Regions from separate parts of the Mus musculus genome. Here region 1 is linked to region 2. The links are chromatin contacts, found by Hi-C or POLR2A ChIA-PET in ENCODE. All regions are on one chromosome and are shown on one strand. Each heading gives the region's core, a stretch centred on a gene start or an enhancer-like site at or near the end of the contact. The rest is flanking DNA. Distances are from core to core; before and after follow the strand shown.

Region 1 (3,067 bases), core at 231-2,730, 59 kb before region 2:
GTGTGTGTGTGTGTGCATGCATGAATGAGTGTTTACATCATTCCAACTGGGGAAAGCTTTCCCTGAGGAGATGCCCCATGGCTTTCTCAAGCCAAAAGAGGTCACAGAGAAATGCCCGTCAGGGGTTGAGTGTATTGTCCAGTGGCTTGATCCCAGCACCACAAAACATAAAACAAAGTTGTATGACGTTTCTGTTCTTATCTTATCTTATCTTATCTTATCTATCTATCTAAATGCACATGAAGTTTAGAGAACAACTTTCTGGAGTTGGTGTTCTCCTCCTACCATATGGGGCCCAGCGATTGAACTCAGGCTGTCAGGCTTGGTGGATGACACCTTTGCTCACTGAGCTATCTTGCTTACCTATGATTCCTTTGTATGCTTGTGTGTGTGTGTGTGTGTGTGTGTGTGTGTGTGTGTGTGTGTGTGTGTGTGTTTATATACACACATGTGGATTTATATACAGGTAGATGTGGAGGATAGCAGGCAATCTCTGTTGTCATTCCTCGGGACTGTCTACCTATCTTTTTTGAGGCAGAGTCTCTCTTTGGTCTAGAGCTCCCCAGTCAGGCTGACTCTCCATCTCCCCAGTGCTGGATTACAAGGATAAACCCCCAAGTGTGGCTTTTATTTTTAAATGTGGGTTCTGGGCCTCATGATTGTAAAGCAAGCACTTTACCAAGGAGCTATCACCCCAGGATGAATAGCATAGGCTCTGTGTGTGGCCAGTGATAGCTAACCCAGCCCTCCATTCAAGACCGGGAATGCTTCTGGAAGGAGAGGACTCAGATAGTTTACTTGGGGCTCTGGGTTCCACCTCCAGCTCCACCATTTGAAAACAAAAAGATGTCAGTTGGTCAGGAGGAACCCACTGCTTGCAGAGTGCTTTCTCTTTCCTTTTGTATCACTGTGCCCCCAGTGGACTCAACAGCTGCAGGCCCGAAGAAGGCGGATTTCCCCCACTAAGTAAACAAGCAGGACCTGGGTGGAGACTGTTTGAAAATGATTTGGTTTAAAGTTAATCCGGGCCACTTCCCCCAGGGATCTTTGACCAACACGACATCTTTGGAGTTCACTCAGATGCCATATTGTGGTAACATTCCACCAATTTGAACCAAAGGCGATGTGACGTAGTGGAAAACTGGCCTGGATGAGAAGCTAGCCCTACCCTGGCCCCAGGGGTTTCTCTGAAGGCAAGGCCAGGCCCTCCCCTCACCCTGGCAGCCACTGGCCCTGGGGCCTGGGCCCCTTCCTGCAGCTCCCTCTCTCTAAAGTGCTTCCTCTAGCAGGCTCACTGAGGGCTCTGTGGCATTTCTGGAATGTCCTTCCTCCCAGCTCTGCTCTGCTCCCCGCTTTAGCAGGAAGGCTGGGAAATAAAGAGGCCCATTTAAGCCTCCCAGGGCCAAGAGAGCACATCTCATAGCTGAGTATTTATGACTGTTACTGTTGCAGAGACGACCTGTGAATTGCCTGGCACCCCTCCATGGTGTGGAAGTGGAGTTGGCACCCTCTGCACTTGGCTGGAGGGTGCGTGGCTGTCCTGGGCAAGGCTATGCAGAGCTCGTATCTCTTCCTGCAACTACTGGGGCTCTGAGGGGTTTCCAGAAGTAACCAGCGCCCAAGATCCCAAGAGGAATCCAAGTGCTATGGACCAACAGCTAGTCTCTCTTAAAACAGAGGGGTAGGTGTTACCATGGGAACGATAAAGCATAGCAGCAACTCTGCTATGTGAAAGCAGACCTTTCTAGAGGAATGTGGATGTCTGTGCCCCGACTCCATTGCCTTCACGTTCCTGTGCATGCCATTTGTTCTCGGGTAGAGGCCAAGGGACACCCTCAGTTGTTTGTCAAGCACTGTCCACCTTGGTTTTTTGAGATAGACTCTCATTGGCCTGGAGCTTGCCAAGCAGGTTAGACTGACCAGGCAGCAGGCAGACTCCAGGAGTCTCTCTGTCTCTGCCTCTTCAGCACTGGGATTACAAGCATGAAATACCGTGCCTAGATTGTTAGTTTATTAATTGAACCCGGGTCTTCATGCTTTTATGGAAAGCACCTTACCAAGTGAGACATTTTCCCCAGCCCTTATTCCCTTAATTCAAAACCAGCCCCACCCACTCCCCCTCTCTCTCCCCTTTAGCAAACTGGACCAGAGATGGAGCCAAGCTCGCTAATCAGCCGCTTGTTATTGACTGTTGATTTGTGATTTGTTTCTTCACTTCTTCCAGGCCCTTGAGAGAGGAAGCTGGTCAAGCCAGGCATGGCCAGCTAAGCTGGCCAGATGTGAACACGCCTTGGGAGCCTGTCTGCAAGAGCTCACAGTGACCCCCAGACTCCAGAGAACTTCTGACAGTTTCCCTGTTTCTTGTTCCAGTCACTCTTGAGGCTCTTGGGTTCCTGATATGTACACTGCTATCTTTTTGAAACAGCATGTTCTCTTGGGGCTTAAATTTATGTAACATAATACCCTATTAGAATTCTAAGAAGGAAAAAAAATTTTAATGGGAATTTCTAGCAACAGCTATGTGGAGGGACAAAGAAAGGTCGCTGTGGGCCAGATCCTGAGTGGCCTTACTGTGACAGTGAACAAGCTTTGACTTGTACAGCCAGCCCCTCCCGGTGGTCTGCAGAGCTTGGGGAATACAGAATCCATTTGCAGGGTGGCTCAAAGATCTCCTAGAAGGAAGTCTTCCCTATTGCAGTGCCCCACCCCCAAATACTGAGAGACAGGAACAGCTATTGAGGCTCAGCTTGCCCAAACCAGGCAGGACACTCGCATTCCAAAGAGAGACAGTGGACTGACTACTGGTGATGCTTTGTCTGAGCCTCGAGGGGTTCGCCACACTCCACACTCCAGGCGTGACATATCCAGGCGAGGCAGTGAGGTTGCACTTGCTCATTCTTCCCAGCCTCGCCTGCCCTCACCTGCCCACCACAGCTTCTAGGACTAGAAGAGAAAACTACCGGTCTTCACAAAACAGACTTTACCTCCAGGGATCTTGCTTCAGACTCATTGGGGAGTTCTGCTTCTAGGAGCACTCCCTCTCCTGGTTACCCTTCCTACCTCCCTG
Region 2 (3,033 bases), core at 320-2,819:
AGGAAAGATGTACAGGTTTGGGAGTTACCTCGAGGCAACTAAAAATACCAGACTGGATAAGAAATCTAAGACTTTAGAAGACGTTATCTTCTGATAACCAAAAGTTAAGCGGTTTTCATTTAGAGCGTCTATCAAATCCTTAAAAAAAAAAAAAAACCTACCATGATCACAGGCCACAAGTTAGCAGTAGTGAGCGGTCACCTACATGAACAAACTGTAGAGAATCCTGGATGACACCCACGTGTCTGAAAAGGAAGGCGAAGGGGACAAGGGGACCCACCATGGCTGTCAAAAACACAACAAAGAGTTCTCAGCCAAAAGTGAGTGGTTAGTTATGACACAAGATAGGGTGTGAAACGAATACTGTAATTGACAAAACCATCAGTGACCTACGGATCTTATTTACAACAATCTTACCAAGTGCTTAGGACTAGAGTCCCCAGCACAGTGCTGGGTGGTAATGCAAGATCAGGTGGAAACTGAGCAGAAATTACTTAAAGAGAGAGAGAGAGAGAGAGAGAGAGGGAGAGAGAGAGAGAAGTTTGGGAAAGGCTGTCACTTGCAGTCATTCTGAGGGTCTTCCCAGTTTCCTCATTACCTAGCCCCAAGGCCAGACATCTCTGTACACACATCTCTGGGTCAGTTCTGACAAACTCTAAAAATAACTATCTCAAGGTTGCTCCAAGGAGTCAGACAAGACAATGCTCATGGCACAGGACCCGCCAGAATGGCTTGGATACAGCTTGCCTTGCTGAGAAAACAGCGATCAGGAGAAACGGACAAAGGAAGAATCCAGCAGGGACCCTGAGAAAGGTGGGAAGCACGGAACGGAGGGAACTTTCTCACTCTTTCATTTCCCCTGTCAGACAGCAAAGATGGACAGGCAAGATCGCCCAGTTGGTTAAGGCACTTGCCACCGAGCTTTACAAACTCTACCAGAGTTCCATCCCGCGAACCACAAGGCTGGAAGCATGGAACAGACTGCCCCAAGTTGCCTTCTAAACTCTACACGTGCCCCGTGGAATCCACGCGCTCGCGGCCCCCACCCCAACACAAAGTAAGAAAAATCCAATAGAAACATTTAAAAAGCAAAGGGCGGTTCAAGAATTGGGAGTTGCAGGGAGAGCCCCGGGGCAGCAAGCGACACTGTGCAGAGGGCCCGATGCAAGGAGCGCGTCCCACAGCACTTGACCTCCCGTGGCCCGGGTCCCCGCTCACCAGTAGGTTTTCCACGTTGATGGGGTCTCGGCAACGCCGGCGCACCGTTTCCTGCGCCGGGTCCACCAGCAGGCTGGGCTGTCTCCGCGCCGTCCGCTGCTGACTCATGCTGTCCCGCGCCCCTCGCGCCCCACGCGCCCTCCCGCCTTCCCCGGAGGCTCGGCGCGCGCGTTCCCGGCCCCTTCAGCGCCGCCCGCTCCACCCACGGAGCACTGCGGCTCCACCCACGAAGCGCCGCGGTCCCACTCGCGCAGCGATGAGCCCAGGCGCAGAGGGGGTCAGGGTAGGCTCGGAGGGGACCAGGGTGACCGCGGAGGCGCTCAGGTTCCCTGGCCGGCCATCTTTCCGCATGCGCAGTGCACCCGCGTTTGCACATGCGCAGCGCCGTCCGTTAGATCTCCCGCGCACACCGGTCCTCGCCCGCTGCCGACGCCCGGGTGTTCCGGAGGATGGATCCTTGGAGAGGATGGCGGCGGCGGGGGGTGGGGGTGTGTGTGGTGGGATGGGTTGGGGGAAGAAAAGAGGTGGAGCAGGGATTCCGGGGGATCGGAGCAGGCGCTCTCTAGTCCCAACCAGCGGACTGCAGGTTCTGAGTGCCCCGGGGCGATGATGGTGGGGCTCCCATCAGTCATCTAAAGGTGCTTAGCACATGCTCATGAAACAAGCCATCTTGGAGGGACCAGAAGGTGCAAGCTTCAAAGCCAAGCTCCACAGAGGCCCAGGCAGGGAGATCACGTGTTTGAATTCGAAGTCAGCTAAAGTTCGTAGTGAGAGTAGAATTTGTCCCAAAACCACAAACTTTACCCTCTATATCAGTTTTATTTTATTTTATTTTTGGTTTGGTTTTCCGAGACAGGGTTTCTCTGTGTAGCCGAACTCAGAAATCCGCCTGCCTCTGCCTCCCAAGTGGGATTAAAGGCGTGTACCACCACTGCCCGGCTCTGTATCAGTTTTTGATTACTTATTATTATATCAGGTATTGGGCTGGCTCAAGAAGATACTGTTTTGAATATAATAGACTGGATATCAGAATCCAATGGAGGAGAAAGATAAAACAGTTTAACGGGCTGGGAGAGGAGCACTGGCTAAGTTTAGGAGAACTTCCAGAGGACCTGAGTTCAATTCCCATCACCCACAGGGTGGCTCACAACCATATGTTACCTCCAGGCCCAGGGGGATTTAATGCTCTTTTTCTGGTCTCCACAGGCACCAGGCACGGACATGTTAACATGTTAGACAGTCATACATGTAGGCAAAACTTCTATGCACAGAAACTAAATTAGAAAGAGAAAAGAAAAGAGAAGTAAGTGACCTGGAGCCATAGGTATCTTTTCAAATTGTAAGGTCTTAAGCCAGTTTCTAAAAGTCGTTCTGTGCCTTAGTTTCTAAATTTGTAATGTGGAGAGTTCTTACTGATCGAAGTTACTAGCTTGTTCTCTCAAAAACCTGTCTCTGTAAAATTGCCCCAGTAAACTGCCACCTCCCTTTCTTAAGTAGCTTCTTTCCTGCCCTGTTCTCTTGTGAGTTGGGCATATCCTCTGACTCATTCTGTCAAATCTTTCTCTGATTCCTCACTTTGTCTGCCCTTAGTTAGATGCTACTTTTAAACATGTCTGCTTTCTTCTAAAAACCAACCTTACCTTCATTGCTAGGGATTAAAGGGTGTATGAAGGTGTCTGTATTCCAGCCAGAATGTACTATAATCCAGAGAGTGTCTGCATTTGGCCAGATCATGTAGACTTAGAGAGTCTTGGATGTGATCCCTTGTCAGAGTAGCCATGATGCTGGATTAAAATTCCTTTGCAGTGTGGTTTG

What was found. A loop is a pair of places that touch in the nucleus more often than their neighbours do. ChIA-PET counts read pairs that join two places held with the same protein, here RNA polymerase II (POLR2A).
Region 1: a map of v-Abl transformed pro-B cells shows a loop between it and region 2 (2.2-fold over the local background). The contact joins the enhancer-like site here to the promoter of E2f6 in region 2. A Hi-C loop is called at or near these places in 1 of 37 maps with a recorded cell type or tissue (v-Abl transformed pro-B cells). POLR2A ChIA-PET finds 5 or more read pairs at or near these places in 2 of 5 experiments (Patski and embryonic stem cell).

Annotation. Positions count from the first base shown.
Region 1 is chr12:16,868,860-16,871,926 of GRCm38, reverse strand. No RefSeq gene overlaps it. Among named protein-coding and RNA genes, the nearest start is that of Gm36495, 19 kb to the right of the region's middle. Within about 2 kb of position 1,480, at least 2 of the 3 ENCODE cell types and tissues checked have a DNase peak (open chromatin) inside an H3K27ac peak, as active enhancers do.
Region 2 is chr12:16,809,501-16,812,533 of GRCm38, reverse strand. It overlaps E2f6 (E2F transcription factor 6), which reads right to left and starts at 1,569. Exons shown (of 7, transcript NM_033270.2): 1 at 1,219-1,569. The coding sequence starts at 1,326.